Regions from separate parts of the Homo sapiens genome. Here region 1 is linked to region 2. The links are chromatin loops, found by intact Hi-C in ENCODE. Cell type or tissue: heart right ventricle. All regions are shown on one strand. Each heading gives the region's core, and the rest is flanking DNA. Links, peaks and the distances in the headings are about the cores only. Region 1 overlaps ARHGAP12 (Rho GTPase activating protein 12). Region 2 has its middle 29 kb from the start of LINC02644.

Evidence for each region. Hi-C counts contacts between places; a loop is a spot of excess contacts. Peaks named below come from ENCODE experiments on the same cell type or tissue, not always from the same donor. Only the 100,000 strongest peaks of a DNase experiment are listed, where the experiment ranks them.
Region 1: a loop joins it to region 2, with 3 times the contacts of the local background. A loop is called at or near these places in 45 of 110 quality-filtered maps.

The regions. Positions count from the first base shown.
Region 1 is chr10:31,811,676-31,827,438 of GRCh38, reverse strand. ARHGAP12 (Rho GTPase activating protein 12) reads left to right here. Exons shown (of 20, transcript NM_018287.7): 11 at 1,054-1,135; 12 at 6,951-7,052; 13 at 9,553-9,651; 14 at 13,078-13,180; 15 at 14,616-14,732. Among named protein-coding and RNA genes, the nearest start is that of ARHGAP12, 110 kb to the left of the region's middle. In heart right ventricle, for the core only: no CTCF peak of the experiment used is centred there; a DNase peak (open chromatin) is centred at 7,732; H3K27ac peaks cover 2,736 bases.
Region 2 is chr10:30,744,327-30,760,089 of GRCh38, reverse strand. No RefSeq gene overlaps it. Among named protein-coding and RNA genes, the nearest start is that of LINC02644, 29 kb to the right of the region's middle. RefSeq lists silencers at 5,257-5,356, 7,931-7,980 and an enhancer at 8,715-8,774. In heart right ventricle, for the core only: CTCF peaks have their summits at 7,841 and 8,044; DNase peaks (open chromatin) are centred at 4,339 and 8,009; H3K27ac peaks cover 3,699 bases; H3K27me3 peaks cover 295 bases.

The sequences.
Region 1 (15,763 bases), core at 4,505-12,504, 1.1 Mb before region 2:
ATTTGACATTCATTTATCTTCCTAGCAACTGTGTCCTTATATAGGGTAATTTTAATTTATTTTCCTACTTGTAAACACTGATTCATACCTGCTGTTTGAAAAGTACTGTGCTAGGCCTGAGGCAGATAAAAAATAAAAATAAAAACTGTTTTGTTTTTTCAAATAATTTACAATTCCTATGAGAGAGAAACATTTACATAAAAATCTCTAATATGATAAGGGAGAAGTTGAGGGGAATCTGGCTGGGGTGTAATATTCAAAAGCTTTAAAGTTCTAAATGGGTGAACTGATAATACATATGCTGTGTGAGGCGTACCTCTGTATCTGGAGATAGGATAGTAGATAAGTGGACAGTTTCTTTAAAAGCCCCATATTATACCAAAGTCTTAACATTGGTTACCTCTAGAGTATGGATTGAAGAAGAAATGGGATTCCCTTTCCTTTACACATTTTTGTTTTCAGAGTTTTTGCATACCGTATATGTGTTGCTTTTGTGATGGAGGAAACATTTTGTTTTTAAATGTCGTGTGGTCTATCAGTGTACAATTCATTGTATGCCTGTAATGCACCTAGTACCTACTACCTGAGTACTCCAGCCCAATTAGGGGAAGGCAGATCACCAAGAAATGTAACACAGTCTGTATAAAGAATTAGGTGAGTGAGGGAAGCGTGTTTGTCTAATTTTTACTTCTAAGTAAGAATTCTTGATAAATACAATATTCCACTTGTGTGACTTTAAAATAAATTAGTGTCTTTGATCACAAAGTGCTGTATTAATTTCACGTGAACATAATTACATGCGTCATTCATTCATAGTTATTTCTGATAACTTCTCTGATTAACTTCATTTGTTTTGGGGCCTTCATGATCAGGTTTGAACCATAAAATGACTGTAAATTGCATTAGTATCTATCCCCAATAAAAACAATTAAAATGTCAACAAGGCTGTAAATTGTAGATAACATTGATAAGAGCTAAGTAGGTCTTAATTTTTTGAATTTGGCTGAAAGAACTCGAGATTGGAGCTTTAATCGGTCATCTTTATAATTACAGAAAGAACTGGTTGTCTTCTTGGGCGGTGTTGCAGGGTTCATCTTTACTTTTTACCAAAACTCAAGGAAGTAGCACAAGTTGGGTAAGTATTTCTTCTCTTTGGAGATTTTATACATTTAAATTATGTGAATAGTATCGTACCTGAATTTCAGGAGGTAATTTCCAGAGTCCTTATAGTTATAGCTAGTGTGCAAATAAAAATGAATAAAATCTTCTTAAAGATTCATTTTAACTTATGAGAGAAAAAGAGGACTAAGTAGGACAGTCTAATTAGTGGTGTTATTAAAATCAACAGATTCTGTTTTATCCATTCAACTGAAAAGTGGGCTTATTACTTGGGCATTATAGAGAAAATACATTTCTTGATTCATTTTCAGGATGTTAAAGCTTTGCTGTGTTTGTGACTCTGCTATTTCAGATATTTAGTCAGAAAATAAGCAGTAATGTGGCAAGCTGTATCTTGAATTGTGATCTGACCATTGGTTACAAATCAGTGATTGAGGTGTCAGTGTCTGGATTGTCAGCCAGCTTTCAAAAGAAAAAGAAATGTCACATTACTTGTGGGATTTTGAAGCTTTTTATATATTTGAGTGCTTACTATCATTACTCTACTCTTCAGTTATTTGTAATGCAAACATTAAAAATTATAATTTGTGACATATAATAGCTACATTTTTTGAATGCTCATTCTGTATCCCACATATGTTGTCAGTGCAGAGGATTGTGTATATATTGTCTCCTTAACGCTGGGATAGCTATTGCTCTGATTTCGCCCTTCCCCCGTCATAGATGAGAAAATGAGGTATAAAACACTTAAGTATAATAATTTGTTCAAGGTCTTACAGCTACCAAGTGGCAGGTCTGGGTTTAGAACTTTGGCTTTTTGGCTCTAGAATCCATGCTCTGGCTATTTCTAAAAGTTTTTGGTAATTGAGTTTGAAGTGCTAATGCTCAAGTAAAATTTAAAATGAAATTATTCTAAATGTATTTGGTCTACCTCATATTCTACCGTAACCAATATTTTATTACAATTAATGAGTTTCTTTAAAATTAATACAAAACCTATGGATCTTATGTTTGATGAAAGAAAAGTCCATTTATAAAATTTAAGCAAATTTTAGTCATCCACATTTATAATGCAGCCATGCAACATGGTTCTGAACCCCAAATGCCACAGAACACATTATTCCTCAGCTTCTCTGATGAGGAAACCTAAAAATCCACATGAATTGAGCACGGATGTGAACATTCTAGATCGTTTCTTCTGTTTTGTTTTACTAATCTTTTAATTTGCTCCCTGTTCAGCCATTCCAGTGGAAATGACCTGTGAAAGGGTTGAAATTTTGGTTTGATATATCTTAAAGTAAATGGATAATTATGTCTTTCTCCTTTTCCTCGAGGTGAAACATGTGGGGCTCTTTTGTGTTAATGCATTTCTAGAGGACTGTGTAATTGTTTCTTTCTTCCTATTTACGGCTCAACTTTTATTTCAAATTGAGTGAAGAAAATGGATGAAAGAAAAGGAATGGAGAAGCAATAAGAGATTAATAAGTCACTTTTAAAAGTATCTGAAGAAAGCTGGATAGTGGTCACTTATTTGATAATTACTGATACTTAAAGATTGAAGGTTGTAGCAGGAACAGATGAAGCCATTAGACAGAGCATCCTGTAGGTAGGCAGGTTTGTATGTGATTTAGATGAAATGAAAACTTATTTTGAATTTAAAGATGTTAAATGAGTACCTTCCAGTACATAATCATTAGTACAGGATGGTTACATTTTTTAAAATTTATTTAAAGTTTTCACTGTAGAAGATCTTACACACGATTCAGAACTCATGATTAAAACTAATACTGACAAAGGAGGTGAGGTATTTCTGTTTATCAGCCAAGGTTGTATTACTTTGTTACCATGTGGCAATAGCCGAAACATAGTTTAAAATTTACTGAGCAAGCCAATTTGAAATTTTAGAATTCTCAATGAATTTTTAATTACAGGGAATCACTATTTTAATTTTTACCTTTCAAATGACATCTTATTACTATTGATATAGTATTAATATAATCAGTTCAGACAGGTATAATTTTAAAAAACATAACCACACCATTTTATAGTCTCAGTAAAGACTAAACAAGATTAAAGATGTGGTGAAATGCTTGGTTGTACAGTCAATTCTTAATTTGTATTTTATGGCTAATTTTAAAACCTCAGACTGTTTTGTTTTCCCCATTGCTACATATTTAAGGGAGCGAGAACTAATTTGAATGGCCTAAGTAAAAGGAAGTAAGAGTATTTAAAAATCATGTAAGTGCGTATAATGTATTATGACCCAAGAACATTCATAAATACCAAAATTTAGAGAAACATACAAGATGCTCTTTAACTCTGGAATTGGGATTATTGAAAGGAATGTTAAAGAATTCTAGCTTTGTTGATCTGCTCAGTCACCAACTAGATCTGTTATAGGTAAAATATATTCTCTTTATACAGCAGAATCACATCTTACCTGAGAATAAGATTCTAAGGCTAAAATGTAAGCCAAAAAACCAACAGTCACCTCAAGTGAAAACTGCTCTTGAATATTCGTTAGGAAGATGCTATACAGAAGCTGATCTCTAGCAGAGCCCATATTTCCTTTGGTGTTAGAAGGAATAGCTTTTCCTTCAGTTGAGTTTGAATGGCTTATGTTAAGGGGCCACATTATAGGAGAAATCTATATAGTTCTTTAAAAATTAGATTCACACTTAGTACAAAAACTTGAGATCCACTTGAGGAAATAGCAGGTTCAAATCTTCTACTCACTCCAGGGCAGGTACTCATGAATGGAACGCTGAGCACAGTCACCCACGCTATTCAAAGTTCTATTTTTAAAAAATTATTCATGGTTCGTATTGATTTTTTTTTTTTTTGGCAGAGAGTGGATGGTTAAAATTGAGTAAATGAAATGCACGTAGGCTGCATGCAATTCCACTTTATAAGAAATATTTTACATTGGTGCTGTCTCATCCAAAAATCTAGTGAGCCTTTTCTTCTCTAGGACAGATACCTTCCACTGGTTTTCTGGAAAACGGTTATCCACTGGATTGCTATATCACTTAACATAAACTTGTATTTGTTTTTTTCTCACTTCAGAAATGTATGTTTGTATGTTTGTTTGTTTGTTCAACAGACCTAAAAGCCTGCTGTGTTCTGGGCATTGTTAAGCTTTGGGTTTAGAAAGAAATAACATGGTCCCTGGCTTCAAAGCTTACGTAGTAGTGGGGAAGACTGACAAGTGAACAGGTTCAGTGTGACATGACATATGTTGTGCTTCTTTTCAGTTATTATTCATCATATTCCTTGAGCATTTAAAAAATCAACCCATAAATATTGGTAGTTATTCAAACATTCATTTGTACATGCTTTCAAATTTCTAAAAATAGTCACTCTTTTGGGCTAGATAATTATTTGTTGTCGGTGGGGCTGTCCTTTGCGTGGTAGGGTGTTTAGCAGATGACTGGCACTCCGCCTCTAGTTGTGACAACTAAAAATATCTCCAAACGTTACCAGATGTCCCCCAGAGGACAAAATTCCCTGTCTCCTAGAGGAAGTATCAGTGTCCTAGAGGAAGGGAAAGGCAGGCTAGATGGTAGGGCTACTCCCAACAGATGACTTGGAAAGGGACACCAGAAGATACTACTCAGCAGGTCACGAGGAGGAAGCTAGGGGATTTTGGACAGGGTCTAATCAAGATCGTAAAGGGCCTGACATGATTCCTCCCAATGGCTAACACAAGTCTGTTTAAGATAAATTCTATAAAGCATTCATCTTAAAAATGAAACATAAATTTATGTAATAATCATCAGGATAAATTCTAGGACCTTTGCAAAGTTATTTGGAAGTTGAGCTTTGCTTATGTTGTATGTCTGCATATAGAATTGTATCTTTGTCTTGTCTGGTTCCATTATGCTTTTCTCTTGTGTGTCATTTTGCTGTTGTGCATTGTTATGACATCATCATTTTCTTCCCTTTTCCATCAAGTCCTTCTGCCAACAAGGCTCAGTCTCTGAGCTCTTGCTTTCGCTGCTTTCTTCTTGGAAACACTCTGTCCGTCGTCGGCCTGCTGTTGCATATGTAAAGTCTGATCCTGTTTCAGCTGTCACTGTATGTGTTCCTGTTGCATGCCCTTTGCCACAATAATTCTGTTTTCTTTGTGATGAATACATTGGTGGGGAGGTTGATTACAGTAGAGAAAAGTGGGACTAGATTTTGGAAAATAATAACTAACGAAATGTTGCCAGCTATACTGATTGCATTTTTTTTTTTTAGCATTCCATGTCATGTCATTGTATTTATATTTAATTGCTATATCTTATTTGGTTGCTTATTTGTATCTTAGCTTAGAGCTACCCATCTACAGCGTGTATGATGACAATAAATTAAATAATTGATTTTTGTCATTTTGTTAAATGTATGTTCAAGTTTGGTAACATTTGCAATACATCATTTCTGCTCAGAAAGTTATGCCCAACATATAGCTTTATGTTTAATTTGTCTTTCGATTGACAATGGTACTTCAGGCAAAGACTTTGTAGAATACAGTTACAATTTCTATTGTGATTTTTATTATGATTCCACAAATAAATTCCATGTAATATCTCAAAATTTTCATTGACTCCACTAATAAATTTTATGTAATCCTAACTTTTGTTTAAGTTCACACTGATAGCTAAAAAGATGTAAACGGGAACAGGTTGAGGCAAACTGTATTTTAAATGTGAAGCTCCTGAATAGAGTTACTGAGATTACAAATAGTGAATAAGTTATCACAAAGTTGGGTAAGATAATTTCTAATGACAAATTAATTTGATTTGAAAATATTTTTAGCAAATGAAATTCTCTGTAGGAAATATTTATAACAGATTTTTATGATCTTTAGATTACAATTCAGTAGACTTTAGGGTTTTAAAACCTTTAAACTTTTCAATACCATAGGAATGTTACTTTTTATACTTAACAGACTAAACAAATTTAAAGATGTCAAGGTACAGAGTAAGTGTATATTTAACATAAATTTTCTACTACTTTTGCTAATCTTTTCCTTATCTAGTTAACAAAATATAATAGCTAGCTAAGTACTTCTGAACCCACCCGTAACAACTGTCTTCCCATTCTTTTCATAGTTCCTCATTAAATTGCTGATGCTTTATAGCATCTGTCTCTAGTTACAGTTTCTGACAAAGATAAAAGAACATGGGACTTAGTGTTTTCTGTTTCCACAAGTTGTTGTTAACAGCGTAACTACTCAATAAGGAAATACTTCTGAAAGCACAAAATCAGGTTTAGAGAATGTTTATTAGGTAGAAAATGCGCTTGTTATCTACCTGATACTGTTTATTACATATATAAGAGTATTGCCTTTGTGTACATAGCATTTTACATAGTCATGTGTAGTCTAGGATAAATTCCAAGATACAGAACTGCCAAGCCAAAGTATACATGCATTTGTAAATTTGCAAATATAGCATTACCAATTTTTCTTTTCTAGGAGTAGTTCCAGTTTATATCCCACTTGCATATGAGGCCTTTTTAGTCTATAGCCTCACCAACATAGTTTTGAAAAAATTTTTTCCCACTCTGGTGGGTAAAAAAAATTTCAGTTTGGCTTTATATATATATATATATATATATATAATATGATGGAAGTTGAGTCATTTTGTTTTCTGTGAATTGTGTATTCATATATTCTAGATATTTTTCAATTTTAAAGTAGAAATTGTTACTTTATAATAGAGAAAAAGAAGAATTTGAGAAAATCTATTTGATTTATTGTTAATATAAAATTGTTCTTAATTATTTTTGAATACACATATATGTGAGTATCACATGAAGGTTTTTTTTCTTTTTCAAAAATGAAGTTTGGCAGTAATCAGTCCAAACCAGAGTTCACAGTGGACCTCAAGGGGGCAACAATTGAGATGGCTTCAAAGGATAAATCCAGCAAAAAGAATGTATTTGAGGTAATACATTTTTTTCTAAGTATAACACATTCTAAACTGTAGTAATTGGATGTTCTGTTTTTTGAGCTATTTTGGGAAATAGTCTTTCATTGTGACTAGTTAAGGCAAAGTTGGTGATTAAGTTAGATGGTATTGTAATTTAAGAAAAAACTGGTGTAAAAACTGGCTTTATTTGCATAAGTTGTTTGAACTCAGACTGTATATTACAAGCCTTTGTTTCACAAATCCTATCTTTTGCCAGCAATAATAAAAAGGATGTGGTTCCCTTTACTTACCAAATCTAATATTAAAAAGTAAATTAAGGGGAATGTTGATAATGGGGAGGCTGTGTGTGGGGGTGGGCAGGGGGTGTATGGGATATCTCTATATCTTCTTCTCAATTTTGCTGGAACCAAAAACTGGTCTAAAAAATAAAGGCCTTTTTTTTTTTTAAACCTTTCCATTTTATCTTTTAAAACCCTCCCCAGTAATATATGATCTGTATTAGTTACTTATTGCTGCATAAGAGACCACCTCAAAACTTAGTGGTTTAACAAAAGAACCATTTTGTTTGCTCAGCCTGGCCTGGGCTGAGCTGGGTGATTTTTCTTCTAATCTCACTTAGGACTATTCATGAGGCTTCAGTCGTCTAGTGGCTTGATTGGAACTGGATGGTCTCAAGTGACCTCATGGCTAGTATTGGTGCCAGCTGTTGGCTAGGCCTCCTTGTCCGCAAGATCTTTCATTCTCAAGGGAGCTACCCCAGGCTGCATCAAGTGACGGCCTCAGGATTCCAAGAGGGTGAGGGTGGAACCTGCAGGGCTTCTCAGGGCCTAGATTTGGAAGTCACACATTACTTTCAGAGTATTCATTGGTTAAGACTGTTCAGGAGACTAGCCAAGTATTCAGAGTTGTGGGAAGAGAGGCAGCCTATTGACAGAAGAGCAGCATTATCTGTCCCATTCCAGAAGGGTGTGGTTACAGAGATCCAAGACTGATTTTGTGGACAGCCTTCCAGATCCCAACCTCTTTTTGTAGTCTCATGTCTCAGGGCTTTCCTGTTGTGTTGTGTAGACAGATTGGTTTAATTGCTGTTTTCCAAGTGGAGCCCAGGTTTTCTGGTTTGTCTGATTTTTACTCTTTATTGTTCTGCCTCGAGCACCAACCCATGCCAATCTCTCCGTGCCAAATGCTCCCTTTCTTCCAAGACTCATGACAAGCATCACCATAACAATGAGGCTACTTCTTTATTTATAATAATAAATATTTATTTAAAAATAATATTTAGTGTACTTGGGTTATCATTTGTCAATTATTTCTCTCATTAGATAATTACAATTTTTTTGTTTTTCCCTTAAGTAAAGAGACTATGTTTTTCCTTTAAATAAGAACCTATAACAGAGCAGAGTATCTTATGTGCAGTAAACATTCAATATTGGTAAACTGGCTTGACCAACACTAGAAAAGTGCATGAAAGAAGTCACTGTTTCCTGAATTAGCCTTGTAGTTTCAAAAGGTAAATCAAGAATAAAAATGGTTTCATGGTCAAATAAATTTGGGAAGCAGTGTATATTTTATTCCTATCTTAGAAAATCACAGTGCACCCTAGAATATCAAAAGCCTGTGACATCTTGAAGGAGAGAATCTAGTTATATTTTCTTCAATCCAGTATTTTCCAAGTTAATATTATATACCTTTTTCAAAAATTTATTTTTTGAGGGTACCTTTTTAAAACATTATTTGTGAAACTATGTTTGAGGACTATGTTTTTCAGAATGTTTGGGAAGCATTGCCATATCTTCCTCTAGGAAAAAAAATCAGTTTTTAATCGGAAAATGGGAGGAGTGCTTTCCACAAATGTGTCAAAATTCTTCCTCACTTAAGTTTAAGAAACTGCAAAACAGAGATTGTACATAAATTAGTTATTGCCTTCATATAGAATAAACATAGTATTCTTACTTCAGCTCATGATCTGACACTTAATTTAGTAATACTTCCGCCCAAAAGGGGTGTGACATTTATGCCTGCTCTTTGTACTAAGCCATTATATTTACCTACAAAGTAGGAAATATTGAAAGTCTTTATGTATTCTTTCTTCTGTATTTTTTAGCCAGAGAGACAGAAAAAAATTTCTCAGGTTGTGTAAAAATGTCATAGATTTTATTTCTTTATCCTAATTTAGAATGCACCACTTTGATACTTGAACAGATTTTTAAGTGATAAACGTACTAGTTTCAGCAGGTTTTATGGCATTTGTGTGATGGTGTTTGGGATCCTAAATTATTAGATTTTTGTGAGAATTTATTATGAGAAACAACTTTATGTTTTTTTATTCAACTGATATTATTGTAAACCAAAAAGGTATTCCATAGCCGTGTAGTCCTTTAACCTTGCATCATTGTTACATAATATATGGCAGCTACTCTTGGTGGTTTTGTTAACTTTGAATTAAAGGTATTCATGTATTTTGCTGAAAGCACAAACTGACCATACTCTTTTTTCTCCCTGCTTTTCTCTAAAGCTGAAAACTCGTCAAGGAACAGAACTGCTAATTCAGTCTGACAATGACACTGTTATTAATGATTGGTTTAAAGTTCTTAGTAGTACAATCAATAATCAGGTATGTCGTTGACTTAGGTAAAATTTTTACTTCAGAGCTGTTTTTCTTTTTTTTTTTTAATTGCTTATTGGATATCCGGATTGCAATCTATATGTGAAAAGGCACTTTATATATGTTTGACAGAGATGGAAAAAACAATGGTCAATTTAGCAGCCCCCCAGGGCTGGTGAATGATTTAACATTCTCACTTATGTGATGTTTGCTACCAGTGGATTTGAAATAATGTTCACATCAGGCATTGGCTGAAAAGAAATAGTTCAAAAAGAAGGGGTAAATGGTGCTTACTACATAGTATTTATTCAATAACTGAATGAGTTGGAAATAATACTATTTGGTGGAAGAAGTCTGAGGCGAGCTTATGAAATGAAAGAAGCTGTAGTCTCTTCATTAGCACTTTTTCTTTTCTAGTGACAGTTCTCTAGTTTTTCCGCCTCTCCCCTCCAAGCTGTTCAGTACCCTTGTGTTCCTAGTATATTTCTTCTTCTTTATATACAACAACCAAAAATAATCCTGGGTTTATATTCTGCAGGTATGTTAGTAAGAACGTTAGTAAGCAGCTGGGAGCTGTACTTTTTTTTTTTGAAACAGAGTCTCGCCATCACCCAGGCTGGAGCAGTGGCACAGTCATAGCTCACTGCAGCCTTGAACTCCTGGGCTCCAGCAATCCTCCCATTCAGCCTCCCAAGTAGCTGGGACTACAAGTGTGCTCCACTGTGCCTGGCTTGCACTTTTTTATACTCTGTATTCTCCTTTTCACCTTTCACCATATGGGGACATGGCTCTTCATTGAGGATCATATTATATTAATGACAGAAATGAAAGATACTACTGATAGGAAATAAAAGAGAACTTTGCCTCTTCTAGCAAATTAGTTATGAAGCTATATATAAATTCTTCCTTTGTAGTTTGTAATATTGCATGATATTTCTGAATCTTGTCCTTTCTTTTCCGTTTATTCCTGAAACCATGAGGGCAGGCCTTTATATCTTAATACCAAAATAAGAGTAACCTCCTAAACAGTTTTTTCCTTATTTAATCTTACCTATCACTGATTCATCCTTAATGCCATTGCCATATGAAACTTCCTAATGTCAATTTTCTAATCCCCTACTGCTCAGAAACTTGCTGTGATTCATTAAAATTCAGCGGTGTAGGCCCAATCTGTCTTTTCAAAATGCACCTTCTATTTTACCCAATATGGACTTTCAGCTCTAGTCACAGTAGTCTGTTCACTGTCTCTTGAAAGCAAGTATGCATGCATTCATTTAACAAATATGTGAATGCCTTATGCATTGGGGACATAGCAGCACACAGTCAGATACTGCACTTTCCTAGACTGAGATTATAGCCACAGACAGATGATTATTCAAGACAGATAACAGTTAATAAAATGAAATGTGATGAGTGTTACGATGGTAGGGGGGTACAGCATTCTGTAAAAACACCAATTAAGTAGGGGCAAACCTAGTGTATTAGTTAGGGAAGGCCTTGCAGAAAAAGTGGATTTTTGTTTTGTTTTGTTTTTTAATTGAGACCTACAGGCTCAGGGAATAAGCCAAGTGAAGAGAGATGATTTTACACACACACACACACACACACACACACACACACACACACACGTTTCTTTCTTTCTTTTTTTGAGACAGTCTTGCTCTGTTACCCAGGCTGGAGTGCAATGGCATGATCTTAGCTCACGGCAACCTCCGTCTCCTGGGTTCAAGTGATTCTCCTGTCTCAGCCTCCCAAGTAGCTGGGATAACAGGCACCCACCACCACACCTGCCTAAGTTTTTGTATTTTTAGTAGAGATGAGGTTTCACCATGTTGTCCCGGCTGGTCTCGAATTCCTCACCTCAAGTGATCTGCCAGCCTTGGCCTCCCAAAGTGCTGGGATTACAGGTGTGGAGCCACTGCACCTGGCCTATATTTTTGATTAAGAAATTTTAAAATACATACTGTTTCCAAAGTGTCAGAAGATAACCAAGGACTAAATGTAGCAAGAGGTGCAAGAACTTTGCAGGGAAAATTACAACTCTTTATTGAGAGACACTGAATAAAACCTAATTAAATGAGAAGTATATTCTGTTAATGCATTTAAAGATTCAATAATGTAAAGATATAATTTTCTTCCAATGACTTACAGATTCGAGATTTTTGAATCTCATTTAAAATCCCAGTAGTTTTTCTGGTAGAACTTGACAAGCTTATTCTAAAATTTATATAGAAATGCAAAAAACTAAGAATACCTAAGACACTCTTGAAGAAGAAAGTAAAAGGACTTGCACCATCATATGTCAAGTCTTTAAAAAGTCATATTCATTAATAAAGTATGGTATCTGTGCAGGGATAAGCATACATACCTGTGAAACAGAATAAAGAACCTAGAAACAGACTCACGTACCTGTGGACACTTTGTGCCAGATAGAGCACTGTAGAGGAAGCAGATGGTGCTGGTGCAGCTGGGAATCCAAGAAAAAACTGGAACCCTTCCTTAAACCATCCACAAAAATAAATTCCAGGTGGAGTAAAGATCTCCATGTGAAGGCAGAGCAAAGGTTTTTAGCTTTGAGAACTCAGTCATTCTTTAATCTGTACAAGCGACCTTAGTTATAGATGAGCTCTAGGATTTCTTTTCTTTTTTTTCTTTCTTTCTTTTTTTTTTTTTTTTGAGACAGAGTCTTACTTTCTCACCCAGGCTAGACTGCAATGGCGCGATCTTGGCTCACTGCAACCTCTGCCTCCCAGGTTCACGCCGATTCTCCTGCCTCAGCCTCCCAAGTAGCTGGGACTACAGGCGTGTGCCACCATGCCCGGCTAATTTTTGTATTTTTAGTAGAGGCAGGGGGTTTCATGATGTTGGCCAGGCTGGTCTCAATCTCATAACCTCAGGTGATTCGCCTGCCTTGGCCTCCCAAAGTCTTTGCTGGGATTACAGGTGTGAGCCACCACGCCTGGCCGCTCTAGGATTTCTTTCCGTTGACAACCGTGAATCTGAAGTATGAGTCTTGTCCTGTTGTTACAGGGTAATACTCTTGTCAGGTCCATGTGTAGAAGTCTTATACTGTTGTCAGAGAATGTAGCTCTATTGTGTTTTTCACCATAGATTATAGCCTTAACCTTTTAACTGTTAGTGTCACTAATATACAGTTGATTAAAATGAGGCAAGATAGCCTCATCATCAGTGTAAACTAACCCATTATCCTGTGAATTTTCAGCAACAATTTCTTTTTTAAAAAAATCAAAATTGATGCCATCTAGGGAGAAAAAAAGTATTTATCAAATATCTAAGTCATACATACTGTATACTAATTGGTTTCCTAAAATTGTTTGGAAGAGTCATTTACAATAGTCATTGTGAGAATTATGCCATTCCAACTATAGTAATACTAGAAGTGTAATATGTGTTTGGGAAATATCTAACCAATAGGCAGTAGAAACTGATGAAGGAATTGAAGAGGAGATACCGGATTCACCAGGAATAGAAAAGCATGATAAAGAAAAGGAACAAAAGGATCCCAAAAAGCTTCGTTGTAAGTTGTCCTTTCCCTATTTTGCTAAGGATTTGTGCTTGTTCTCTTAGCTTTTTGAAGGTTTTAAATACATATATAAAAGCTGAATGGAATGTCCAATGTTACAAAAGGGCTGTGCAGTTAACCAAGTGCAGTCTCAGTGTGTCAGCGCTCTTTCTTCTTGTTAACTCATTATTGTCGTTTTTCAGCCTCATAGTATGCATCCTGTGGCATCACATTAATTTTAAGGTATTGTGCTACTTTCAGAGAAGAAGTATAGTGCATTTCTGTTGAGGCCTCTAGGAAGCTGAACTTCATTGATTTAAAAATATATACTTACTGTTTAAGATTCTACATAGAATCTTATACTTTTTAAGAAGTCAAAAGTCATGGAATATGTACCATAATTTCCTACTGGACACCAGGCATCCATCTCTGGACTAGGATGTGTCTGTGCATGTAAACAGATGCAAGCGTTTCTATCTCCAGATCTTACTACAGAAAGGAGCATAGCAAAAGCCAGCAGCTTTAAGAAAAGCATTTTCTAATGTTGGCCCCTTATGAATTACATTGCTTAAATAGGCCGTTAGCTTTGTGACTTGGTACTTTGTTCAGTCTATTTTAACAAATCCACGTTTAACTGAGAACTTTTTGGCCTTCATATTAACTGAATGATTAGAAAATCAGTACTACTTTTCTGTATTTCTAATGAACTTTAGGCCTATTACTGACATTGTCAACAGGTAGCAATTTAACATAAAAAGTGATTATTTTTTATTCTATATTATAGATTCTTCATGCTCTCAACTTCCCCCAAATAGAATTATTTTCAAGAAATATACCTTTTGAATTTTTGTTACTATAACAGAAAAATCAAGACTAAAGGCAATGGAGGACATTTTCCATGTAGTCCCATTTGTAGCTTAGAGTACAAATAATTATGATGAAAGTTAGCTTAAAATACAAGTATAATAGTTATGATGGTTATATGTCTATATTTATATCTCTATATATTTGTGTGTATATCCAGTTTTCTTATTCAATGAAGATAGGGATTGTTTTGTTGTGTATTTTATGTATTTTTACTTTTTGGTGGTCATTTTACCTTCTAAAACTGATGGAGAATCAATAAAGATAAGTAGTTAATCATTTATGAAATAAAGAATATGTTAGAGTAAATTAGGGATGTCTTGGCAGATATACCATAGAAGGTACAGTTGTCATCTGTTTTTAGTGATAAAAATGAAATGTTTTGTTTGGTTTATAACTTTGAAATGGGGTCTGTGTTAATGTAATTCTTCACATCTTGTCCTTAAACCACATTAAAGTTAAAATAACTGAATTGTACTATGATCTTGACATATGAGGTTAATGTGTTTTGCATGCTAGCTGGAAAAACTTGTATCAAAAAAACTTTATTTTTACAAATGCTCATTACCTGTCTTTTTGTCTTAAGCCTTTAAAGTATCTAGCATAGATTCTTCAGAACAGAAAAAAACCAAGAAAAACTTAAAGAAGTTTCTTACACGACGCCCCACTTTGCAAGCTGTTCGTGAAAAAGGTTATATTAAAGGTTGGTAGGAGAAGTATTGTTGATAATAATGAATGTTGGCCTACGTCATAAATAAAATGTTTCAAATTAAAAACAAACATTTTCAAACAGTAAGAATATTATTCTTTATTCATGTATTCAAGTACAGTGATTAAAAGACATTAAGTAATTAAAATAGTTTTTTTGAAAGTTTATTTTAACTAAAGTAGTGGACAGACATAAATAACACACTAAACTTTTAGAAAGCCTGTTTCAGAGGAACTACATGGATGTGATGGGTGGCAGACTTTTAGAAATTGTGACAATGAAAAGTTTAGTTTTGAGATGCAAAGATCACAATAAATAAGAAATTTTGAATATCACTAACAATAGAAAGAAAAATGAACAAATAATTTTTACCCTTGGCTGTCATTTAAGGTAACTGAAAAATTAGCATAAGGTGTTTTTTTCTAACTAATTTATTTGCCTGTTATTTCATTTATAAGCACTATAATGGACTAACAATCTTTTTTTTATAGGAAAATATTCTTTAAAAAAATCACATTACTTGTGTATGTAGTTCTTACGAGCGTGTTTAATTCCAAAGGTAAAATTTTCTAATACCTGACTTAAAACAATGGCATTTATTTGTAAATAAAAATAAAAGTAAAGATAATATAGTCTATAATGTATATCTCTGTCTCTGATTATTATGAAATTTCTAACAAAGACCATCTATTTGTGAAGCATCTGCATTAAAACACGCAAGCCAGTTTTATTAAGAAGGTATTTAAGGCCAGGTGCAGTGGCTCACATCTGTAAACCCCCCACTTTGGGAGGCAGGAGGATTGCTTGAGTCCAGAAACTCAAGACCAGATTGGGTAACATAGAGAGACCCTCTCTCTACAAAGAATTAGTTGGGTGTGGTGGCACACACCTGTAGTCCTAGCTACTTAGGAGGCTGAGTGGGAGGATCGATTGAACACAGGAATTAGAGGCTGCAGTGCAGCTATGATTGCACCACTGTCCTCCAGCCTGGGTGACAGAGAAAGACTGTCTTAAAAAAAATAAAA
Region 2 (15,763 bases), core at 4,007-12,006:
CAGCATCACCTGCTACAGGGAGATCTTTCACGAAAGGAAGAGTCAGTCGATGTGGCAAACTTCATTATTGTCTGATTTTAAGAAATTGCCACAGCCACCCCAAACTTCAGCAGCCACCACCCTGATTACTCAGCAGCCATCAACATCGAGACAAGACACCCCCACCAGAAAGAAGATTGCATCTTGCTGAAGGATCTGATGACTGTGAGCATTTTTAGCAATAAAGAAGGTCCAGGGTCTGGCACTGCACACTTGGTTATATGGAGATGCTTGTTTTTCTCCAGTTTCATACATGCAAATCTTTTTTCACTCGCTGGATTATTTATACAGCACTTAGAGAGAGGTGTCCCGAGCTACATTTGCATCCATCATAAGGCATACCAAAACTTGGGCCTACAGGAGGTGTGCAATCCAACCTTTGGCCTGATGGAAGCCCTGCCTTGAAACTGAAAGTTGCCCAGAAAGGTTACGGGAAATGCTATAATGTTTTCATTACTCATTCCCTTGCTGCATGCCCTTAAGTCTTTTAGAATGTTTGTATTATTTTATGGAATATCCAATTTCTGCACCAGTTAGGGATCTAGATTACAAGTGCAGAAACTAACTCTGGTGAGTTTATAAAGAAAGACATTTAATGGGAAGATGTGAGGTGCCTGACAGCATCTGTGGGAGGTGTTGAGAGCCACACTCTGGAAATAAGCAGCAATGAGGGGCTAGGGGAGCAAGTTCACTCTGCAGGGACTTGGTCCCGTTGTGGGTGTTTATTTCCATAATCGGGTCCTTGTCGTAGCCATCCTGGAGTCACAAAACTGCCATTTCCACAGCACTCTCTCAACCAGCTCAGTGGTGGGGCTCACCCCTTCAAGAGTTAAACCTGGGGTTTCAGTCAATGCCTTAAGAAGCAAACTTAGTGGCCAGGCACGGTGGCTCACGCGTGTAATCCCAGCACTTTGAAAGGCAGAGGCAGGCAGATCACTTGAAGTCAGGAGTTCGAGATCAGCCTGGCCAACATGGTGAAAACGTGTCACTACTAAAAAAAAAACAAACAAAAAACAAAAAAATTAGCCGGGCATGGTGGGGGGGCACCTGTAATCCCAGCTATTCAGGAGGCTAAGGCAGGAGAATCGCTTGAACCCAGGAGGCAGAGGTTGTAGTGGGCCAAGATCGTGCCATTGCACTCCAGCCTGGGCCATAAGAGCAAGACTCTGTCTCACACACATGCACACACACAAAAAGAAGCAAAGTTAGTGATTTAACTTTGTTTTCCTCTCACATAAACTGTCCAATTCTATTATAGGCAGCCACCTCATCCTAGAATCCCTGAAATCCTTCGTGTCCTGCACATCATTCTGTGGCAGACTCAGCCCAGTCCCCCAAGCCCTGCCCTCAATAAGCACTTCAATCAGATGACCTCAGGTCATAATTTAGCTAGCTATTTCCCCACTGGGCTTTAGATTCCCATCTCAGTGTAAGGGAATTTTTCTGTCCTCAGCCAGATAACAGTCCAGCTTTCCCCTGGAGTTGGTTATGGGCAGCCCACTCACAGTTAGCAATGTCTCTTCTGCTAGATTGTAAACTTCGTGGGGGCAGGAGCTTCATCAGTCTTATTCATTAGTGTGGGTGGTGCCATTGGCTAGAATATTGTGAGACATGCAATAGGTATTTGATCAATGTGTTGAATAAATGATTTGAATAGCATTCTGCATCACAGAACTATACTTAGGAAATTATTTACTGGAATTCTAAAATCCTCTATGTATAGCCAAATCAAAGAGCACATATATAGTTTATATTTTTTCTTTCTTTCTTTCTTTTTTTTTTTTTTTTGAGACAGATTCTCACTCTGTCACCCAGGTTGTAGTGCAGTGGTGCGATCTCAGCTCACTGCAATCTCTGCCTCCTGGGTTCAAGTGATTCTTGTACCTCAGCCTCCTGAGTAGCTTAGACTACAGGTATGTGCCACCATACCCTGCTAATTTTTGTACTTTTAGTAGAGTAGAGACAGAGTTTCACCATGTTGGCCAGGTTGGTCTTGAACTCCTGACCTCAAGTGATCCACTCACCTCAGCATCCCAAAGTGCTGGGATTACAGTCATGAGCCACTGAGCCCAACCTCAAAGCACACAGATATAGTTTCTTTTCTTTTCTTTTTTTTTTTTTTTTTTGAGATGAAGTCTCACTGTGTCACCCAGTGTGGGGTGCATTGGCATGATCTCAGCCCACTGCAACCTCCGCCTCTCTGGCTCAAGCCTCAGCCTCCTGAGTAGCTAGGACTACAGGTGCTTGCCACCATGCCTGGCTAATTTTTATATTTTCAGTAGAGATGGGGTTTCACCATGTTGGCCATGCTGGTCTCAAACTCCTGATCTCAAGTAGTCTGCCTGCCTCGGCCTCCCAAAGTGCTGAGATTACAGACATGAGCCATCGCACCTGGCATAGATATCGTTTCTAAGGGAGCAGTAGCATCATAGGCAAGCAGGACACATGGTTCTCTGTTAAAGGCCGGAGAGCCGCCATCCCTGGCTGTAATGTCTGGACCCACCACTGCTTCAAATCGGTGATTAAGGAAAAGGTGGGTTTGATTGCTTGAACCCATCCATGCTAACTTGGGCAAAAAGGTCCCAAGATCTGGGTTTCTTGGTCATCAGTGAAGTGGATTCAGACACAGCCTGGACCTGTTCACTCAGGTAGAAACTCTTCATGCTGAGTTATGTCCACTGAATGACCAACTGGAATCCCCAAAAGATACAAGTCTGTGAGTATTTGATACAGCAATTACCTGCATGGCATTGCTTAGAAATTTTTGTAGATAAATGATGGATTGAAGCGTTTTGTTGAGTCTTTGCTGAATGTTTATTTACAAGGTATTTCTTAGAAATTATCCTAACAAAACTCCACCAGTTCTGAAGACACATTTATTTATCTACTACTAAGTACTAACAATACAAATAATGTTCACAGTAGTTTATTTGTTGTTACGCAACTTCTTCATTTCTGGGGAAATAGTGAGACAAGTACTTCCCAAGGGCAAGTTAGTATATGTTAACGCATCTCCATAGAAAGATGCTTATTGGTCAAATGGATCACAACCAAATTTAGAGAGTCTCAGACAAAATTGACCTGAAAGGGAATGATATACTTAGGCTTTGTGTCCCCACCCAAATCTTATCTTGAATTATAATCTCCATAATCTTGGTAATCCCCACATGTCCAGGGAGAGACCGGGTGGAGGTAACTGGGTCATGGGGACAGTTTCCCCCATGCTGTTCTCGTGATAGTGAGTGAGTTCCCATGAGGTCTGATAGTTTTATAAGGGGCTCCTCCCCATTTGCTTGGCACTTCTTCTTCCTGCCACCTTGTGAAGAATGTACCTTGCTTCCCCTTCGCTTTCTGCCATGATTGTAAGTTTCCTGAGGCCTCCCCAGCCATGCTGAACTGTGAGTCAATTAAACCTTTTCCTTTTTAAATTGCTCAGTCTCAAGCAGTTCTTTATGGCAGTATGAAAATGGATTAATACAGGGACCTTAGAGATCATCCACTCCAATGTCTTCATTTAACAGGAAACTGAGTGGCTCACACCCATAATCCTGGCACTTTGGGAGTGCAAAGTGGGAAGACCAGTTGACACCAGGAGTTTGAGAGCAGCCTAGTCAACATAGTGAGACACCATCTCTACAAAAACAAAAAAATTTTAAAAATTAGCCAAGTATGGTGATGTGCACATGTGGTGCCAGCTACTCGGGTGGCTGAAGCAAGACGATCACTTGAGCCCAGGAGGTCAAGGCTGCAGTGAGCTGTGGTCACACCACTGCACTCCAGCTGGGCAATGGAGCAAGACCCTGTCTCAAAAAAAAAAAAAAGATAAAAAGAAGAAATTGAGGTAACACTATTTACTGGCCTATGCTGGACTGGAACTTAGATTCATCACTTCTTAGAACTCTGACTGTTGGTGTAGGTTCTGGCCAAGGTAACTGGGAAATTAATAACATGAGCGGCCTCTTTGAAGCTTAGAGCCTGGAGAGTTCTCAAGCCTTTCTGACGGCTCCATCATTTCTTCCCTTTAGACTTGCTGTTTGCTTTACCGATTGCCTTCTTCCATAACATGCTAATGCTGCCTTCATTTTGAGGAGTCCCACAAGGCTCTCTAGACTTGGCTGGGCCCTCTTGGTGTACAGTCAGATTTCTGCATCTGGCTAAAACCCACCTGCTGTCTGTGCCTGGTTCCCAAATGCCCTAGCATTAAGTAGGGAGGAGTTCTTCCCCCAAAGTGGGCTAGAGGCAGTCAGTGGCCAGCCCTGCACAGCTGGGATTCATTCAGCAGGAGCCTGAGGCAGGCGGGCCCCACCCTAAGTGGAAACTTGTTCTCTGTCAAATACAAGCCAATGGCATCTGCCCCACACCTTCTTTACACGAAATGTTCTCTCGGCTTCTTTGGAAAGTAACTTTACACTAGCCCATCCAAGCTGAGGCAAGGAGTTGAAATCTTAGGATAGGCCCACTGGGAAGCAGGAACAAAAATTAAACAGCTCAAGATATTATCCTTTTTACCCATTCCAACGCTGATTACACGGCCTCCAGCTGGAATGTGGAGCATGAACCGTGTAGCACAGACTCAACAGCTGGAATTTATAAATGGACCCCATATTAACCCATCGATTCCAGGAGCTGGGATTTCCTGAACCCAAAGCAGTAATTTTGCAATTTTTTTACCTTTCCTTTCCATCCTTTAAGGAAGCAGGGAATGTGTGTGGGCAGAGAGGTCAATCTGGGTAGCAACAGATTACCTTTCCATGTGCTTTGTGCAGTGAACTTAGGAGCTCGGAGAGAAAGGAAAATGAAATTAGAACAGCCCACTTGTGTATTGTTCCTGGCTCGCAGAAGGAGGCCTCTGTGGTCCTAACTTTGCTTCTAGCCTTTGGAAAACAAAACCCTGACTAACATTGACCCTCATCACCCCTCCTTGAAGGGATGAAATAAACAGGGGGATCTTGGCCTGGAGAGGTGGTATTCTCCATCTCCCAGGAGGAGCACAGGGATGGAGGCACCAGGAGAGCGAAGTTCTCCTTTCAGATGGGCCCAGCACAGGCCACCGCAGAGGAACAAGAGTCAGTGGGTACATGGGCTGGGGGTGGGCTGTGGGGCTGGGTGTTAGAATAGTCCGGAACATAGCAGGTGGACTTCTCACCCCCTGTCTCTGTCAGCCTAATGTTCCTCTTGCCCCTTCTTCAGAGAGCTGCGTGGAGCTCACCCCAGGAACTGGCTGATGGTGAGAATATTAAATGAAACCAAACTTCAGCAAGGTGGAAGGTGAATTCCCACCCTCACCAGTTAATCTGCTTCCACATCTGCTAAACAGCTGCATCACCCCTGGCTCACGGGATCCCGGGGAGGGTAGGTGAGGGAACACACCAGACACTCCCAACCCAGGGTGGGCACAGGGTCCAGGCCATGGCAGCACCTAGAGCCAGGAAGGAACATGTGCATCTCCAGCTGAAATTTCCCTACTAAAGCTCCCACCGGGTACATACAGGTTAGTTAAATGGCTGGTGAACAATCCCACGGGCATTTCTCAGTAAGTTGCGAATGTGGCTCGAAGCTCCGTGGGCAGAGCCCTGTGCACACAGGCACTTGTATTTTGCCTCCTTTGACTTCCCTGTGGCTTTCCTGGCCACTCTACCTCGCCTCCTGTGGATCCCTGTCCTGGTCCAGGAGGTGTGAGGCCTCTGTTTTCAGCAAGCTCACCAGTTAAAAGGGACTGCCCGTGAGACACTGGTGACTCCCCTCCAAAGCCCAGAAGAGCAGGTGAGGCACCCAGGATTTGAGAGTTTACAGTAGGGGCCACAGTACTGGCCTTGTGGAGTAAGAGGGTCGGGGAGGAGTGGTTCTCTCGCAATGGATGGGGCCTTTCTAGACATTTAACTGGGGTCTTAGGGTTGCCGTACCCACATGTGTGAGAGGTCACAGCTATCTGGAGATAAGGACAAAGGGGAGTGTGGTGAACCCCATCTTCTGGCTGCAAGCCTGGAATAAGGAGGAGGGAGAACTGTAAATTCCCTGGGGAGGGTGTGCGATCAGGGCCAATGATTTTAAAGAACATATCCTCTGAAACAGGAGCCCCGGGGTGCTGATACAGAGAGGAGAAAGAAGAGTGTGCTGCCATATTTTATCTTCTGTACATTATGCCCTTGGCAGCCCAGGGAGCAAATGGGAAACCTGTCTTAAAAAAAATGTGAATAAGAAAAGGAAGGCAGGAAATCTAATGCTCTTTCCCTTAGATCTGTCTTTCATTTGCTTATAAGCACCTTAAAGACAACCCAGATTTATTTAGAAGACCAGGATGATATATAAAGAGGTAGAAAAGCAGGTAGGAAACTAGCAGGCTTGCCAATGACACAGAGGAAATCAGAGGTTGTCGCCGCTGCTGGGGGCTTTGCTTCAGGCCTGCAGGGATGGACTCCATCTCTCTGTGGGGACACGAGACAGCAGAGGAGACTCCCCAGAAGATGGAAGGCCGGCCACAGCATCGACACCCAAATGTCGATAAATCAGACACCGGGGCCCGCACCCTCATCACCAGGCTTAGCACACGGCTGCAGGTAAAGCCCGTGAACTTGACATCGGCACTGTTAGGAGAGCTGCTCTGATCGTGAATACAAAGGAAAGGTAGAGAATATTGAATTTCTGATTAAGCCACTGCTAGATGCTTACCAGGCCCGCTCTGATTTCTCCTGGGCCACGGATCATTTTTATGACTGGTGAAAAAATGATTATTCTCTCCATCACATTGCTTCTGCAAAAAAGGGCTCAGCCTGCAGCGAGTCTAGCCCCATCCTGCAGTGAGCGGGAGGTGGGAGGTGGGCTGGGTGACTGCAGGTGCTTTGTGCTCCGTGGTGGCTCCAGGGCTTCCCAACAAAGCCAGACCAGGGAACGCTGTGGATGCAGGCAGCCAGGGCCTTGGCTTCTCTCTGGCCTGGCTGGGGTGGGCAGGGTCTGGCTGAACAGGTAGAGGGGTGATGACCACTGTGCCACTCTGTGTGGTCTGTAATTGGCATTGAGCCTGCCCATCAGGGACAGCTCTGCCCACGCCGCCCAGTCCCACAGAGGAAGGCGCAGCCACCCAACCTGTTCTGGGAGGAGGAAATAAAAAGCCCTAGTCTGTACCAAGGAATCACCCATTTTTTCCTTAGCAGAAGCCAGGCTCTCTTCCTAGCAAGCGTCCAATCAATCTCTGAGGCTGCCTGCAGGCTAAGAGGCAGGGCCTCATTTGAGCTGTGTTTGGAGTGATAAGGGGCTGCTTGCTGTTTGATAAGCGGATGGGCAGGCACCTTCCTAAATGGGCGTCTGTCAGAGCATATTCCAGTCCTGCTGTCCCTCTGGCGCTGCCACTAGACCCAAGGGCAGTAGAAGCCGCCGGCTGCCCGCTGGGGCCAGATAATGCCGGCACTGTGCTGCAGTCACATTTAATTTTCGTGAGCTGTCACATCTCATGGGTCCTCAGCCTTGGGAAGGCTCTGCTGCCTGGAGAAGATCTCAGCCTGGCCTCCACAGTCCCCCTTCTGGGCAACAAATGGGTCCAGCTCCTGACTCCTTCTTGGAGCCAACAGCTCGCTGAGGGAAGTCAGAGGGACTGCCAGCCCACAGGCTCACTGCGCCTTCCTCAGTCTACAATTTCATCTGCAGAATGACCAAGGGGCAGCCTGAAACGAAGAAAAGACCTAGGAAGGGGCTTTTAAAAGCCGACACAAGCTCCATGGGCCTTGGCACTGTCTCCCAGAAAGCAGAGCTTCCTGGTACCTGCTCCCCCTTCCCGCCCTGCAGTTTTCTTCCTCTGGTTTTGTAATCTCTGTTAATTGCCAAGGCACTTTTTGTTGGATGTGACTTCATTGTGGACATAAGGCTCTGTCAATTCGTCAAGTGGGGTCCAAGCCAAATAGTTTTCTGATCAACTGCATCCTCCAGCGAGCTCTGGCCCAGCTTGACACAAACAGGCATTTCTTTCCCCTCGCACAGCCCCAGCTCTCTGTCCGAGCCTGCGGCCTCCTCTGCTGGTGGCCTGTCTCTATGGCATGCAGGAAGTGCGTGCCCATTGGGCCATATGTACCTATAGGAGATGTAATCTCAGAGGTTTTAATGCACATTTTTTTCTTGGCACTCCGAAATAACTGATGATGGAAAATAAATTCAGAGAATTCGTCCAGCTGGTCCTACTTCACTTCCTAACACTTGCTTTCCTAAGCTGAGCTACCAAAATTTGAGCAGCCTGGGTCTGCGAGCCACTTCTGTGCACCGGTGGTTTGGAGGCATCCTCAGCAAAGAGGAGCCGCTCGCCTCTGCTTTGCATGGGGCACAACTTCCCAAGATCTGTGAATGTGCTTTGTCCTTTTAGGTCGATTTTCTCTGCTTGTTTCTTTTGCTCAGGGCTCTTCCGGAGATGGTGCCTTGAGCATGGAGCCTGGTACCCAGCAACTGTAAATACTTCTGGAAAAATGTGTTCACAACTCAGCCAATGGTTTGCGGCCACGTGGGAGAAAGATCTAGTCTACTGAAATATTGCAAAAACAAAAAGGACATGCTTCTGTCTTACAGCGCACTGGCAGAATCACCAGTTTCTCTCAAAAGTTGTCCAATCTGGGACCTCACACACAGATGGCTTATTACTTTCTGAACTCTGCCAGCAACTCACTGGCATGTCCACACTGGAAATGCTGAGAACATCTTCCCAAACACACGTTGGGTTGAAATTCTCACAGGTGAACAATGGGACCGACACATGTGCACCAAGCAACGACATGTAGAATAAAAATAGACCAATGACCTGCACACGGCGAGGGTTTTTTCAGTTTTCTCTCAGGCTGGATTTCCTGAGGAGTAGGAGTGTAAAAGCTGTGGGTATTTGCTGCCTGCCTCAGGAAGTCCTGACTCCCCAAATAGTGGTTACAGCAAACACCTCTGCACTCTCATTCTCAGAACCCAGAAGAAGCCGAATCCAGGACTCATTTGCTTGTTGTCTTTGGAGGGCTTGTGGGAAAAGAACAATGGCTTCTGTGATACTTGGCCAGGCTTAAGGAGAAGTCATTGGCCACAGCTTCTGAGCAGAGCTGGACTCAGAGATGGACCTGGGGCAGGGCTTTGCATGCAACTGCCTCACTGAGCCCTTAATTGCCACCAAGCTTTGCATACATAGCACCTTTCCTTGGTGACTTAGTTTGTTGTCCCACCAGAAGTACTGGTGGAAAGCAGAGAAGGCACCTTCTTCAGGTCACAGGAGAACTGTATTGTTCTAGATGAATTTCTCACACCAGGATTCCTGCACATCTACCAGGCAGGTCTCCAACACCCCCACACCCCCAGGACCCTGTGAGGACCAGCCCTGCTGAGCCTTCAGAGCCTGACTTTGTCTTGCATAAGATTCAGGCTCCTCTGACGGCTCCCCAAGTTCTGAGTCCCCTGTCCCCACGCCCATCCAGCTTCATTTCCCCTCTTCCACAGCAGACCCCTCTGTCCTCATCGCGCCCCTCTGTCCATCTTCATTGCACATTGTTCCTTCAGCTGCAACACCTTACATGGTCTTCCCTCTGTTGTATCTCCCCTTCAGCCTGCAGGATCCGGGCCACATTCCATCTCCTTCATTCAACCATCTTGTCTAGCCTGAATTTCATCACAAATGCCCCCTTTTCTGAACTCCTACAGCATTTATGTATCAAATAGAACTTGCTAGTATTTTTGCCTCTGCAACTCTGTAACAACTCCTTTGAGGAGAGGGAGGTACAGTGGTGATAGGGGGTGAGCCATCTGCAGGTGGGGGCTCTGGGGCTCTGGGGGTCCAGCCGTGGCCTCCCTGCTCCTCATTAGCTGTTGAACAAATCACCCCCGCCCAGTGATTCTCAGCTTGGGGGCAATTTGTTCCCCTAGAAGACTATAGAGACCAGAGACTTTTCTGGTTGTCACAACCGGGATGGCGCTACTGGCCTTGGAGGCCAGGGATGCTGTAAAACGTCCTGCAATGCATAGGACAGCTCCCTATAACAGAAAGATTTTTCAGCCCCAAATGTCAATGGTGAGAACCCTGCCCTACATTATCTGCTGATCTCCTCACCTGTAAAAAGAAGAAGGGTATGAAAAAATAAACTGAGAAAAAAATGTGTGAAAGCAGAGGAAAACTGAAAACACTGAAAATGCTATATCCACTGAAGCTATTTATATTAGACTTCTTGCTCTTGACACCCCTGTAACAGTATTTCTTCATTTGTGGAGTAGGGTTAGTGGGATGATGGCCGGAACACCGAATGAAGGCTCATTGTGGGTGATCTCATTTGATCCTCAGAGAAGCCCAACTGCATTGGCACCAGCATAGGCCCTGCTTTTCTACAGAGAAGACGGGCGTCAAGCCACACAGAGGCAGCTCAAGGGCACACACTCAGGCAGTGGTGGAGCAGGAGTTTCTTAGTTCCCACTGTGATCAATGGTTGCATCATCTCAAGACAGTGCATGGAAAAGCATTGGAAAACGTTGGAATGCTGTACACGTGTGGTTGCAGTTGCACATCTGTGACCCCGTCCTGATAGCATGATGTCATACGTGCCTTGGAGATTCAGCGAATGCCTGGAGATTAATTAAATGTGAATTACAGCCAGGCACGGTGGCTCATGTCTGTAATCCCAGCACTTTGGGAGGCAGAGGTGGATGGATCACTTGAGGCCTGGAGTTCAAGAACAGCCTGGGCAACAAAGCAAGATGTCATCTCTACAAATAATTTTAAAAATTAGATGGGCATGGTGAGCACCTATAGTCCTAGCTACTTGGGAGGCTGAGATGGGAGGATCACTTGAGTCCAAGAGTTCGAGGTTGCAGTGAGCTGTAATCGCAACATTTCATTCTAGCCTGGGCAAAAGAGTGAGACCCTGTCTTTTAAAAGGCACAGGGGAGGGTGGGAGTAGGGAATTACTATATTGAGTTAAGAGAGGCTGAAAACTGTGAGGCTGCTGTGTGACCTGAGAGCCACATCATGAGAATCTAGTGCTTGGAAAGTACTAGATGTTAGGATAAGTCTCCATAGCCTCAGAGGAGCCTGAGACCTTGTGAGAAGGGTGACTTAGAGCCTAGGTCCTGCCTGACTGCCATTCTCAAAGGATGCTTAGCTCCTGTGCACTTTGCCAGCACACTGTGCACAAGTTCATGTAGCTGTTGAAGAGAATCAGTGAAACCAGGGTCCCGGGATGCTTTCCTTCTGGTTCCAGCTGCAGCAGAGTACACAGGCCACAGTGCTTATACCCCAGGGGTGGGCCCAGAGCCTCCAGAGTGGGAGATTCATGACACGGCTCTGTCTCCTGCAGTGATGTCATGCTCTCCTTTCAGCTAGATTTTAATTTCCAGGGAGAGCTTGCTAAGTTCACTGTCAGGATGCTTGTCCATGGGGCTGGAAGGCCCAGCCTCGATCAGCAGCACAGCATCTACTGAACCACGGTTAACTGTTGTCTTTCTGTATTGAAGGGGGTGGGGAGTGAAATCAGGCCTTGCCTGTCATGACATGGCCAGTGTTGGGAACAAAGCTTATCTTGGTCATTTATCATTTCCTCTTTGTTTTTCCATTTGGGAAGTAAGAAATTAAATTGTATCTAAAGAGAATCTCCTTCCAAGGTCTTCCTCTGAAAATCATTCTGGGACTAGAAAGGGTTTTTCCTATGCTCCGGGCAATAAAGCTTTTAAGACTGATGACATTGACAAAATTCTCTGAGTGACACGCAGGAGGCAACATAATCCTTCTGGTAGGAAAAACATCAGTCCAATAAGCAGATAACATATTGCCTGTTCCTCTGTAAATAAAACAGGACACATCAATTTCTCTTCTGCCTGTGAATGATGACCAATTTATCAAGTGTACACTGAATAATGACTTTCCGTGGGGACAGCAGCTCTTAAGATAAAGTGTTACTGCTCTAGCTACATTATTATAAACAACATCCAATTTATGGAGTTGGGAAGCAGATGCATTTCTCAGTCATATGTCACTATTATCTAGAACGAGCCATAAAATCTAGGCTGTCGCATATTTTCTGGCTGCAAACTTCAAGCAATTAATAGTCCTACAAAGCGGTCTTGATCACAGACCAATTTAGAAATTAGTTGTTCAATATGATGATTAAATTCTAGAGCTGGAACTTGCGATGGCCAACTGTGACAAATCTTATACAACTTTTCAGACGGAAGGAACTGTTTGAGACGCTGGGAGTTTTTGGTGAATTTCAAATGAGGTACCTTCACCTCAAGAGTGTGCTGTGATCTGGCCCAGCCTTCGAGAGGAGGATGAGTCACCGGCATTTTCCTGCATCCAAATGCCGTGTCTGGTCCCCAACCCCTGAGTCAGTGTTAGGGAGGCAGCAGACACACAGCAGACGCACCCTTCGCTCTGATGGAGGACAGTGTCCACACTGCTCTCCTGCCAGGTCTTTTTTTTTTTTTTTTTTTTTTGAGACAGGGTCTCGCCCTGTCACCCAGGCTGGTGTGCAGTGGTCCAGTCACGGCTCACTGCAGCCTCAAACTTCTGGGCTTAAGCCATCCTCCCATCTCAGCCTCCCAAGTAGGTGGGACTATAGGCGTGCACCACCATGCCAGGCTAAGTGTGTGTGTGTGTGTTTGTGTGTATTTTTAGTAGAGACAGAGTTTTGCCATATTGCCCAGGCTGGTCTCAAACTCCTGGGGCTCAAGTGATCCGCCTGCCTTGGCCTCCCAAAGTGCTGAGATTATAGGCATGAGCCACTGCGCCCAGCCAAGAACTTTCATTACCACCCTGCCTTTTTCCCCAGCTTAGGGAAGACATAGAAAGCTATAAGTTGGCAGGACCTTAAGTGAGAACTAGGAGATATAAGACGGTGGGAGAACAAACCTTGGAATAAGATTTGAAAATGTGACCCTGTGCAGTGTGAAGCCTATGCCACCAGAAACAGAGTGGAAAGAGTGATAAGTGCTGGGGACATTGTTGCTCACTAATAGGTTATTTTAAACATAGGGGTAGGACCACGCTTCGCACTGTCATCTGTAATGTGTGAACAAAAATAGTTTTGTGGCCGGGCGCAGTGGCTCACGCCTGTAATCCCAGCACTTTGGGAGACCGAAGTGGGTGGATCACCTGAGGTCAGGAGTTTGAGACCAGCCTGGCCAACATGGTGAAACCCCGTCTCCACTGAAAATACAAAAAACTTGCTGGGAGTGGTGCCGCATGCCTGTAATCCCAGCTACTTGGGAGGCTGAGGCAGGAGAATTGCTTGAACCCAGGAGGCAGAGATTGAAGTGAGCCGAGACTGCGCCATTGCACTCCAGCCTCGGCAACAAGAGCGAAACTCCGTCTGGAAAAAAAAAAAAAGTTTTGTTCTAGCCGGATGCAGTGGCTCACGCTTGTAATCCCAGCACTTTTGGAGGTCAAGGTGGGTGGATCACTTGAGCACAGTAGTTCACGACCCGCCTGGGTAACATAGCAAAACCCCGTCTCTACAAAAAAATACAAAAATGAACTGAGCGTGGTGGCACATGACTGTAGCTCCAGCTACTTGTAGGGCTGAGGCAGGAAGATCACTTGCTCCTGGGAAGTGAGGCTGCAGTGAGCAGAGATCATGCCACTGCACTGCAGCTTGGGTGACAGAGTTAGACCCTGTCTCAAAAGAAAAAAATAGTTTTGCTCTGTCATTTGGTTGACAAAACCTATTTCAGCACTCCATTTGCCTTGAAATACGTCTATTTATTTCTGTGGTTATTCAGAAGTGCTGTCTTTTGTGCATCTGTGGGCTGCTCAGGACGGCGATGCAGTCTGAAGATGGATTTCACTATATTGAACGTGTACTATTGCATTTAAAATTAGAGACAAGAGAAAAGAAACCACCACTCACTGATGACAAGTGTCTGGTGAAATGGACACTTGTACAGGCTGCTTGTAAAAGTACATTCTGTTATGAGACATGGGAAAAACAATTTGGCAGTAAGTATCAAAACCTGTGTTGTGGGCGCTCATGTAATCCTAGCACTTTGGGATGCTGAGGCAGGAGTTTGAGACCAGCCTGGGCAACATAGTGAGACACTGTCTCTACAAAAAGTTTAAAAATTTAGCTAGATGTTGCCCAGGCGCAGTGGCTCATGCCTGTAATCCCAGCACTTTGGGAGGCTGAGGCGGGCAGATCAGATGGTTTCAGGATGGGGGCTAGTCACAGAAAGACCAAACGTTGTTTAGAAACCTGGAACTTTCAGCCTCGCCCTCCAAGCTCTGGGGAGAGCTGAGGAGCTGGAGATTGAGTTAATAATCCATCTTGCTGCCGGGCGTGGTGGTTCACACCTGTAATCCCAGTACTCTGGGAGGCCAAGGCGGACAGATCACAAGGTCAGGAGATGGATAACATCCTGGGCAACATGGCGACAAAACCCCGTCTCCACTAAAAAAATACAAAAATTAGCTGGGAGTGGTGGCACATGCCTGTAATCTTAGCTACTCGGGAGGCTGAGGCATGAGAATCGCTTGAACCCATGAGGCAGAGATTACAGTGAGCGGAGATTGCGCCACTGCACTCCAGCCTGGCGACAGAGGTAGACTCCGTCTCAAAAAAAAAAAAAAAAAAAAAAAGCTAGATGTCATGGTGTGTACCTGTAGTTCCAGCTACTCAGGAGACTGAGGCGGGAGGATCCCTTGAGCCCAGGAGTACGAGGCTGCAGTGAGCTAGGATCGTACCACTGCACTCTAGCCTGGGCGACAGAGTGAGACCTGTTTCTAAAAAACAAACAAAAAATCCTATCTCCTTTGACTCAGCCATTTCCCTTCTAGGATTTATTCTGTTTTTTTCTGTTTTTTTTTTTTTTTTTTTTTTTTTTTGTTGTTGTTGTTGTTGTTGTTGTTTTGAGATGGAATCTCGTTCTGTCTCCCAGGCTGGAGGGCAGTGGTGCGATCTCGGCTCACTGCAAGCTCCGCCTCCCGGGTTCACGCCATTCTCCTGCCTCAGCCTCCCAAGTAGCTGGAACTACAGGCGCCTGCCACCACTCCCGGCTAATTTTTTGTATTTTTAGTAGAGATGGGGTTTCACCGTGTTACCAGGATGGTCTCTATCTCCTGACCTCGTGATCTGCCCGCCTCGGCCTCCCAAAGTGCTGGGATTACAGGTGTGAGCCACCGCGCCCAGCCTCCTTCTAGGATTTGTTTTAAGGAAAAAAGTTAGTGGAGAGTTGCTGAGTACAGCACCACTTGCACTGTCAAAATTTGTACAGAAAACACATGTCCAGCATAAGGGGACTGGTTAAGTAAGTATTGAGACATCCATGAAATGTGACAATACACAGTCCCACAAATCATGTTGTGGAATGTGTTTTGGATCCATTGCTTAATGCAAAAAGTCACTTAAAAAACATTGTATCATGTGATCTCAATTTTACAAGAGAAGGATACACTGTGTATGCTTGGAGGAAAAGAATCACCAAAATATTTACAGTGACTATCTCTGCATGTTCAGAGAGGGCCTGATCTTTAATTTTTCTCCTCTGTGCTTTTCCTAATATTCTACCATAAACATACATTATGTTTGTTATCAGAGAGAAAGAAACAATGGGATTGTTGAAGAACCTCAGCCAGGGAAGTTAGCAGAATTCTTATAAAGACTAGAAGAATTTATACAGGATATTGGACTATTATATCATATTATATTATATTATATCATGCTGTAAGGTTCTGCAGTCACAAGGGGATGGGAGGGGAACTTCTTAGCAGTTCTATTTATGATCAGATGATCTTGGG